Linked DNA regions of Homo sapiens: region 2 is linked to region 1. Evidence: read pairs that join two places in POLR2A ChIA-PET (ENCODE). Cell type or tissue: PC-9. All regions are shown on one strand. Each heading gives the region's core, and the rest is flanking DNA. Links, peaks and the distances in the headings are about the cores only.

Region 1 (5,387 bases), core at 98-5,097:
TTTCTAGAATGTGATATACTTTTTCTGACTAAACAGCATTATCTCTTAGTTAAGATCCAATGCTACAATTTGACCCCTTCTGGCAAATTAAATATAATTATGCAAACTACTAGGATTTGGGCCTAATCTAATTAATACGGTACATATAAAGCAGATAATAATTTCCCTGGTGGAAAACTAGATTGTCTAATTTCATGTTTGAAATGTGGTTTAGAAAAACATTGTATTATGTAAGAAAGATTTCATTATCTTATGTATTCTGTTTACTCAGCCCCATAATGGACATGTTTAGAAAAATAAAGCCCAAACTGGAATCTTCAAATGATGACATCTTGTTTCGGAAATTTAAAATTAAAAAATAAGATATTCCATGAAACTAGAAAAAGAATAATTTCATTTAGAGAAGATTGCTTTTTCTCTAATAAAGTACAAACATAGCACTACTATAATTTTTCTCTTTATATAGCCACAAGCAGTACTGAATATGATTTAATGGAGATAATTCTGTTCATTTAAACATAAAAGTTTAAGGGCTTAAAATTGATCTAGATTAGATGCATGCCAATAAATTCCAATCACAAACTTTCTGGATGATATTTATAATCCTGAGATTGAGTGCACGCTTTTTAAAATGTCTGAATCCCATTAGCATTAATCAGTGCTGTATGTGTGCACTGAGCAGAAATCAAGAAAGAATTTTGTTTAGTGCCCCTTACCAAGAAAACAAAAGAAACTATCTGTTTCATATGGAAAAAAAACAGGTCTTTTTTTTGTTGCTTTTCTCATACAAAAGTGAATTCTATATGTAACTGAAGTCCTGGTTTAATAACACTGAATATTCGTTTTTCATCTAAAGGAAGTGCACATGGTGTAGTGAGACAAGGAGCTTTCTCAGGCCTGTGTCATTTCCAAGTGTGTGAACACAGTCTTTGCTCATTTGTTCCTTAGCTCCTCGGGGAGACTGCCAACAAGCAGGCCAGCTCTCAAGCTGTATTGTGCAAAGATTTCTAGCTCACAGGAGTTGGATTTTTTTTCCACAGGTAAAAATGTCAACGTCATAAAGCTGTCTAAACACATGTTGGAGAGCAACAACTTTTAGAAAGTAGTAGCCTGTGTTACTTATTTTTAGCAGAGAAACATCAGTCTGGTGGATAAAGAGAAAAAGTTCTGTTGAGAATTCTAATGCTATATTTTCTACTCTGCTTGTAAACCTGTAATGACAAATATATTCCTGAGAAATAAAGCAGTAGAAGCAGTGTTTGTGTTGTGAGTTTATGTTTATGTGCTATTAAACAAGCACAAATGTGAGTGATGCTAGCAGCTACTTTCATTGTGCCAGGGATTCCCCACTCATGGGCTACATACCTTTGAGATGGGGAAGGCGGCACAGAGTTGTAGTAAAGAAAGGAGGAGGGAGCAATAATCCTCATGTTCATGTGGAGTTTTAACTGAGTGGTATTAAAAATGCAACCATCGTAATGTGATATGGAAGGGCCCTCAAATATTTTCTATTAAGAACAAAAATAAATCATCTCATATCTTAGATTTGCTTCAGAATAATCTGAAGTGGGATGAGTAAGTAAAGCACAGATAAAATAAGGTGGGTCATGAGATGATAATTGTTAAAGCTGGGTGATGGATACATGGAGGTTTGTTAAACAGTCTCTAACTTAGGATTTTTTTTTTTATTTTCCAAAATAATAAGCTTAAAAATATTATGCTTAGAAAGGTTGGAGACCACTGCTTTTATACTAAACTATCAAGTAATTTTGCTTAAAAATTCTTGCACTGGGTACCCAATTGATGACAAATATGAGAGTAGTCAAGTTGTTAAAGCAAATATTAAAGTGGGTTACGGAATGCTACATAAGAGATACAATTCAATATTCTTACTATAGGGGTGCCCAGATCTAGTTTTTACACTTAATCTAATTTTTATCTCACATCAAATATTGGAAAGAAAAAACATAGCATTTGTGTACCCACAATGGATTATAAGATCTATTGACTGAGAAAAGCCTAAAAATTAATATGCATTTATCACAATTACCTGTTATGCCCTTTTTCCTTTTTCCCTCTCTTCCTGTCTCTATTTTTCTCTAATCCAGTGCTATTTACCTTAAGTTTGAAGATAATGACCTATTTCATAATTTAAGTGGCAAACACAAATTAGAATACATCCTTTTGGGCTATTACTCACAACCACTTCGTCTGCGACAACTGTTCTACTTTTCTTTAGCCTTGGCAAGCTATTCAGAACAACATTTCCTTCTTTTCATTCTTATGCAGGGTGATTGTTTGGTGCTGATACAACATTGACTTTTCCCATAATTTAGCTTAGAGTGTTTTACACTGGGGAGTTCCAATGTGTTTAAATTGTAAAACTTTTTCCGAGCATTTTTGTAGCAGAACTCCATGTTCTAATAGCCCCGGCAAAGTTGTTTTTAATACTTTTTCTCTACGAATTTTCATTAAAATTTAATTCCATTTTAACTTTGTCAATTTTCCCCAAAGATAAATTAAGACACACAGAGAGATTGTCATTTCCTGTTTGAAGTCTCATTCCTGTGTACAATGTCAGTCTTTTTTATTTAGGCCTATGCCATTCCATCAGGGTAAATAACTTTCTAACTAGTCATTTAAGAGCAACTCCCGGGAAACTGTGATGCAATCCCACATATCAGCCAGGTGAGTTACGTTGGGATCAAAGATTATGTGATCGCATGTATGTGTGTTTCTTTGTCATATAAGTTATACTCTGGCTTATCACTGCGTGATAACTTTACATCAACTTCCCACATTCTTATCTTTTGAATGATATGTATGGTGAGCTGACCAGTGGGTTTTAAGATGTAGTAGCAGAAGAATCCAACAGAAAACTGTGGAGATTTTAGCTGAGATAGGAATTTTTAGGTTGGTCATATTCGCTTTGGGGATGAATTGCCATGATTTTGTGCTCTCAAGGTATTGTCTTCTGCTTTCTTCAGTAGGTTTTGGAGATACTTTCAGAAATGTCTGCATTTCTTGTGAAAATACTAGAGCTAGTGATGTGTTCCTGTAGCATAGCGGGCTTTAATTTTTCCTGCTCACATACAGCCTAATAGAATTTTGAAAAATATGGTGTGTCCCCCTTGCACATTGTTAACAGCTGAAAACTTTTCTTATACGTTCAAATAGTCACAGAGGATGTGATTTCCCTGGTGTTGTAAATATTCTCCTTAAAAATATAACTGTTACATCACTTTTTAAGTAATAACTAATGTAATCTAAATGTTATGGCAATTCAATACCCCTACTATCCATTTAAAAACACATTATACATATTATTAAGCTTTCTTTAATAGATATTTACATCATTTTTTTCCTTAAACTCATGTTTCCATTCCACTTTGCCAAGGAATTTTGTTCCAATATATGTTTATGCTTGAACAAATTGATGACCCTATGTTTCACTTCAACAAAAATATTTATATAAATAAAAATTTGTGTAAATTTACTTCCCTGTAATCATAACACCCAAACTTCTAGAGGGCTCACATTACAATTATTAGCAGTATATAATTGATCCAAATGATTTTAAACATTGACAAAAAGAGTTAATGTAAGTAAATGTTTACTAAGAAGTAAATGTAATTTTACTAGAAATACATCTGTTAATGAGATAAATGTGCAGGGAATTGGGCTTTTTAATTTTTTAAAATTCTGCTTCTTTTATTTTCTGTTGTTTTAGGGCTTGTTTTGCCTGACAATCGGTTTGTGTGTATTTATTGCTGAATAGTTATTGCTTATTGCTGGAACGAGATAATTTCAGCATTGATATAGTCCGTATTTTATATTGTTATACATGCATGTCCTGAGAAGTCTTACCATATACATAAGTAGATGGCACTGAAGAAAGGCTTTTTTTGTGTGTTTATTTTGGAGATGAAATTTTACTTAAACTCTTTGAATTGCTTCTGAGCTATATATCCAAAGTCACTCAGCAATCTTTTATTAAAAAATAATCTGGAGGCCAGGCGTGGTGGCTCACGCCTGTAATCCCCGCACTTTGGGAGGCCGAGGCGGGTGGATCACGAGGTCAGGAGATCAAGACCATCCTGGCTAACAGGATGAAACCCCGACTCTACTAAAAATACAAAAAATTAGCTGAGTGTGGTGGCGGGCGCCTGTAGTCCCAGCTACTCGGGAGGCTGCGGCAGGAGAATCTCTTGAACCTGGGAGGCAGAGGTTGCAGTGAGCCGAGATCGTGCCACTGCACTCCAGCCTGGATGACAGAGTGAGACTCTGTCTTAAAATAATAACAATTTGGAGATCTATCAGTGCACAACTTCATGAAGTCTCACACTTGGCTACTACTTCCTACTGCCTTTCTTCTAGAACCTCTTAAGTGAGAAACAGATCTTAAAACTTTCACCAAGACCTCCCAGGCCCCATGCTCCTCTCAGCCTGAATGCAGTTCGTTTCACTGCTTCTTCTCTGAGTAGTGCCAGTCGGCAGGTCGTCAGCAAGCAACACATTCACAGACTGGCTCCTCTAACTGGAGAGGGGATCCTGCCCTGAGACAGAGCCATGGGTGCTTCTCAGTAACTAGATGAGTGGAAGCCAAGCCCCAGATGCTGTCCTACAATGGCATCACATTCCTCTGCCCTATTCTCATCTGTTAAATATGGATTACTATTAATAGCAACCTCTTAGGGTTAACTCAATGTTCCATTGAGTTGCTATACGTAAAACTTTAAAATATTACACAAATGTTAGTAGCCCCATGTTGAGGATGTTTGAACATGATCTGTCCCAATCTTGATCTCCTCATTACATAAACCGGATCTGCTCATAGAACATGATGCTAAGACACATGCAAAAATGTGGCCCAGCCATTTGGACCTGCATTTTATTCTCTAGCCACTTGGTTTCCCAGTTAATGAGCAAGGATCTCATTGACCACCTAGGTCCGCCTTGTTTAGATGAGCATTTGGACCCTGAGATGTTCTTACCTCAGCAGTGTTTTCTTCAGGTAACCTTTGATGCTTTCCCTCTTGTTCCACACATTATATAGTATGGGGCAAGAGACACTCCTGTCTTCTTTCTTGGCCTCTTTCAGGCTGAACTAAACCCAGACAAGCCTTCACTGGAGATGGGGAATTGGATAAATATGGACACAACTGGAGATACAATGATGAAGAGAATTTAAATAACTCAGTCTGTTCACTAAATAAATCTAGATAAAAATAAATACTTACAATAAGAAAGCTTAAGGGAAAGTGACAAAACAGATTTTAACAAGGTATGCAGCTTTCTTTGGGGTATTAATGGTTTATTTTTATTTTTATAAAAATATCTATTAGCAGTATTTATATAGTGAAAAATTAGACAAAGAGCAAAATATT
Region 2 (5,387 bases), core at 296-5,295, 1.2 Mb before region 1:
CTGAGGCAGGAGAATAGCTTGAACCCGGGAGGCAGACATTACATTGAACCGAGATTACGCCACTGCACTCCAGCCTAGGCAACAAGGGCAAAACTCTGTCTCAAAAAAATAAAATAAAAATAAATAAATTCCCCAGTCTAAGGTAATTTGTTATAGCAGCCAAAGTAGACTAAGACAATCTCCAAGGCAAATCAGCAAGCTCAGCTGCTGATAGAGTCACCATCCATAGGGAGAATGCAGCTTTAGAACTGGAGCCCTACAGAGCCAATAAAAGAAAACAGAAACAGAATAGTTCCTCATTTGTCAGAGGGGCCTCTTTCCAGTTTTCTTTTTAAAGATAGAGATACATCTTGGTGTTCCTTTTGCAACATTCCAGAATTTTTCTTGCTTTGAGATAGTAGAGAGAAAAATATACGAAACTCACCATTTTGTTGGTCTTTGAGTTTTAATTTCTTACCCAATTTATCTTCTATTATTTTCTTTATTACCTTTATTATTTATTTTACTAATCTCAGTTATTTGTTTTGTAATGCCCAACCTTGTTTTTTCCTTATTCACCTGGCCTTGTTCCTCCCTTAGCTAAGAGAACCAGACAAACTCCATCTTGGCTCTTTCATTGGCAGCCCCTTCCTCAAGGACTTAACTTGTGCAAGCTGACTCCCAGCACATCCAAGAATGCAATTAACTGATAAGATACTGTGGCAAGCTATATCCGCAGTCCACAAGAATTCGTCTGATTGATAACGCCCAAAGCCCCGCGTCTATCACCTTGTAATAGTCTTAAAGCCCCTGCACCTGGAAATGTTTACTTTCCTGTAACCATTTATTCTTTTAACTTTTTTGACTACTTAACCTCTGTAAAATTGTTTTAACTAGCCCCCCCCTCGCCTCCCCTTCCTAAACCAAGGTATAAAAGTTAATCAAGCCCCTTCCTCGGGGCCAAGAGAATTTTGAGCATTAGCCGTCTCTTGGTCACCAGCTAATAAAGGACTCTTAATTCGTCTCAAAGTGTGGCGTTTTCTCTAACTCGGTCAGGTACAACAGTTTCATGTATTCTCCCCAGAATTTTTGTTGTATTCTCTGGGAGAAATAGCATGGAATATGTTTATGCCATCTTTTTTTTTTTTTTTTTTTGAGACGGGGTCTCACTCTGTCACCCTGCTGGAGTGCAGTGGCATGATTTGGTTTGCTGCAGCCTCTACATCCTGGGCTCAAGTGATCCTCCCACCTCAGCCTCCCAAATAACTGGGACTATAGCTGTGAACTACTATGCCTGGTTAATTTTTGTATTTTTTGTAGAGATGAGGGTTCACCATGTTACCCACTGGTCTTGACTCCTGCGTTCAAGTGATCTGCCCACTTTAGCCTCCCAAAGTTCTGGAATTACGGGCATGAGTCACCTCACCTGGCCTGTTTTATATATTTTAGGGAAGTAGAAGTTACAGGCTAAGTCATAAATCAATATATGGAGGTTATACATTGCTTTGGCCTAAAAAGGCAGACTATCTATACCTAAAGGATTATAAATCATGTTGCTATAAAGACACATGCACACGTATGTTTATTGCGGCACTATTCACAATAGCAAAGACTTGGAACCAACCCAAATGTCCAACAATGATAGACTGGATTAAGAAAATGTGGCATGTATACACCGTGGAATACTATGCAGCCATAAAAAATGATGAATTCATGTCCTTTGTAGGGACATGGATGAAGCTGGAAACCATCATTCTCAGCAAACTATCGCAAGGACAAAAAACCAAACACCGCATGTTCTCACTCATAGGTGGGAATTGAACAAAGAGAATACATGGACATAGGAAGGGGAACATCACACACTGGGGCCTGTTGTGGGGTGGGGGGAGTGGGGAGGGAAGCATTAGGAGATATACCTAATGTTTTTTTTTTTTTTTTTTTTTTTTTTTTTGAGACGGAGTCTCGCTCTGTCGCCCCGGCTGGAGTGCAGTGGCGGGATCTCGGCTCACTGCAAGCTCCGCCTCCCGGGTTCACGCCATTCTCCTGCCTCAGCCTCCCAAGTAGCTGGGACTACAGGCGTCCGCCACTACGCCCGGCTAATTTTTTGTATTTTTAGTAGAGACGGGGTTTCACCGTTTTAGCCGGGATGGTCTCGATCTCCTGACCTCGTGATCCACCCGCCTCGGCCTCCCAAAGTGCTGGGATTACAGGCGTGAGCCACCGCGCCCGGCCAAGATATACCTAATGTTAAATGACGAGTTAATGGTGCAGCACACCAGCATGGCACATGTATATATATGTAACAAACTGCACATTGTGCACCTGTACCCTAAAACTTAAAAGTATAATTTTTAAAAAAAAGGCAGAATATCTTGAAGTGGGGGCTTACAGGTCATAGGTGTCTTCAGAGATTCTTTAATTTGCAATTGATTAAAGGAGTAAAGCTTTGTCTAAAATTTGGGACCAGGTGCAGTGGCTCACACAAGTAATCCCAGTGCTGTGGGAGGTTGAGGTGGGAGACTCACTTGAGCCCAAGAGTTTGAGACCAACCTGGCCAACATTGCAAGATCCCATTTCTATTATTAAATAAATAAATAAAACAAAATGGTACAGCTGTTTTGAAAAACAGTTTGGCAGTTCCTCAAAGATTAAATGTACCAAATGGAAATAATTAAGATGACAGCCCAGGTGGGACAGCTCATGCCTGTAATCCCAGCACTTTGTTAGGCCAAGGCTGGCAGATCATTTGAGGCCTGGAGTTCAAGACCAACCTGGGCAACACAGCGAAACCCTGTCTCTACAAAAAATCCAAAAATTAGCCAGGCATGCTGGTGAGTGCCTGTAGTCCCAGCTACTTTGAAGACTGCGGTGGGAAGATCAGTTAACTCCAGGAGGTCAAGGATGTAGTGAGCCATGATTCTGCCACTGTACTCCAGCCTGGGCAACAGCGCAAGACCCTGTCTCAAAAAACAAAAAAATTTAAGAAGAAGATAACAAGGAAAAAAAATCTTAAAAAAGAATTAGGCTGGGTGTGGTGGCTCACATCTGTGATCCCAACACTTTGGGAGGCTGAGGTAGGAGGATCACTTGAGTCCAAAGGTTCAGGATCAACCTGGGCAACATAGTGAGACCCCATCTCTCTCTATTTTTTAAATTAAATTAATTTTTTTTTTTAAGGCAGAGTCTTTCTTTGTCACCTAGGCTGGAGTGCAGTGGCATGATCTTGGCTCACTGCCGCCTCCACCTCCTGGGCTCAAGTGATGCGCCCACCTCAGCCCCCAAGTAGCTGGAACTACTGGCTACTTTTTTTGGTATTTTTTTGTCAAGACAGGGTTTCATTATGTTGCCCAGGCTTGTCTTGAACTCCTGATCTGCCCGCTGTGGTCTCCCAAAGTGCTAGGATTACAGGTATGAGCCATGTTGCTTAGCCTCTATTTTTTAAATATTAAATTTTTTTTTTAAAAAAGGCCAGCCTGGGCAATATTGGGAGACCTTATCACTACTAAAAATAAAAAAAAATTAGGCAGGCATGGTGGCGCATAGCTGTAGGTCTAGCTACTTAAGAGGATGAAGCTGTAAGATCACTTGAGCCCAGGAGTTTGAGGTGGCAGTGAGCTATGAGATCATGCCACTGTACTCCAGCCTAGGCAACAGAGCCAGAACTTGCCTCTAAAAAAATAAATTTAAACATAATATTACCATATAACTCAGCATTCCTCTCCTACTTATATACGTGGAGGAATTGAAAACAAGGACTTGGCTGGGCACGGTGGCTCATTCCTGTAATTCCAGCACTTTGGGAGGCCAAGGTGGGAGTATCACTTGAGGTCAGGAGTTTGAGACCAGCATGGCCAATATGGCGAAACCCAGTCTTTACTAAAAATACAAAAATTAGCCAGGTGTAGTGGCATGTGTCTGTAGTCCTGGCTACTCGGAAGGCTGAGGCAGGAGAATCACTTGAACCCAGGAGGCAGAGGTTGCAGTGAGCCGAGATTGCACCACCACACTCCAGCCTGGGCAATAGAGCAAGACTCTGTCTCAAAAAAACAAAAAAACAAAACAAAACAAAAAAACACAAGGACTTAAACGAATAAGATACTTGTACATAAATGTTCATAGCAGCATTATTCATAACACCCAAAAGGTAGAAACAACTCAAATGTCTACTGATGGATGAAGGGATAAATAAAATGTGGTATATCCATAAAATGGGTTATTGTTCAGCCAGAAGAAGGAATAAGTTCTGATACAGATTACAATATGGATGAACCTTGAAAACATGGTGCTAAATGAAAGAAGTTAAATAAAAAAGGACAAATATTGTATGATAACACATATAAAATATCTAGAACAGGCAAATTCTTAGATCACAGAAAGTATATTAGAGGGAAGAGATGTGGTGAGTCATTGGGAAAAAATGAGAGTAAAGTCAATGAACAGAGCTGACACTGCTCAGTGGCAACACATTGTGAAGTCCTGCTATCCTGGGTGTAGGTGATATTAAATAGTTCTTGAATTAGATGCTAATTCTGCCCTCTAGAAGGGGGTTCCCAATTCATTGTTCTTTATGTTCCTTGATTTGACCTTCTGGGAGACAGTTCTTCCTTTATTATATTTTTTAGTTATATGTGAAGAGGGTATTGGAGAATATGCACTCTTTGGAGGCTAACCAGTATCCTGAGCTCATTTCCTGTGTATAGAGGGCTGTAGGCCAAAGAGACATGTTAAGTTTTGTCTAGGCTCTTGGCTCCTTTGGCAATACAATTATCTTATAAACATTACTGGTTTCTTATCTCTTAGATTCCAATCAGCTTCATTTGCCAATGGCCATAACACAGTTCTTTCCTTGACATATCTCCATTTATCTGTCTACTTAATTCTAGGTACCTTGAGCCTATCAAGCTTGGTGGGAGACCAACACCTTTATTCCCTGTTCATTTAGCCATTTCATCCAATTGAAAGGACTTACTAGGTGATATCTCAATCCATTTAGAGATTTTAAAGATAGGTATGACAGGGATAGGCTTGGTTTGATTTTTTAAAATTATTATTAAAGGCTTCCATTAGAAAAGTATTTGCCATTGTCAACTGTGCCAGTTCCTGAATTTCTATGTTGTCTTTATTCCTTTCCATTCCTGCTTACAAATTAGTAAATTATTTTTTGGCTATTTCTCTTTCATGAAGTGTCTTTCAAATACATCCAACATTAACCTACACATGCTATTAACATTTTGTTTTCTAGTCTCTTGCACTGGAGCTATAAACTTACTATGTTCATTATTTAACTTTTAAGTAATTGTAGGTCACAGTTTTATCAAATATTCCATAGTACACCATGGGTTATCATTCTTCCAGCTGCTAAAATCAGTTTGCTTGCCCCCATCACTTGGCCCCTAAGTCAAAGTCAC

The links. ChIA-PET counts read pairs that join two places held together with the same protein. Peaks named below come from ENCODE experiments on the same cell type or tissue, not always from the same donor. Only the 100,000 strongest peaks of a DNase experiment are listed, where the experiment ranks them.
Region 2: POLR2A ChIA-PET joins it to region 1 with 6 read pairs; 1 of 35 experiments calls an interaction of 5 or more read pairs at or near these places.

What each region holds. Positions count from the first base shown.
Region 1 is chr1:101,148,221-101,153,607 of GRCh38, forward strand. It overlaps LOC101928334 (a long non-coding RNA gene), which reads left to right and starts at 2,395. Exons shown (of 4, transcript XR_426738.4): 1 at 2,395-2,688. In PC-9, for the core only: no CTCF peak of the experiment used is centred there; a DNase peak (open chromatin) is centred at 2,651; H3K27ac peaks cover 1,191 bases.
Region 2 is chr1:99,958,784-99,964,170 of GRCh38, forward strand. All of the region lies in intron 1 of LOC124904230 (a long non-coding RNA gene), which reads right to left. Among named protein-coding and RNA genes, the nearest start is that of SLC35A3, 8.5 kb to the right of the region's middle. In PC-9, for the core only: no CTCF peak of the experiment used is centred there; a DNase peak (open chromatin) is centred at 4,418; H3K27ac peaks cover 1,259 bases.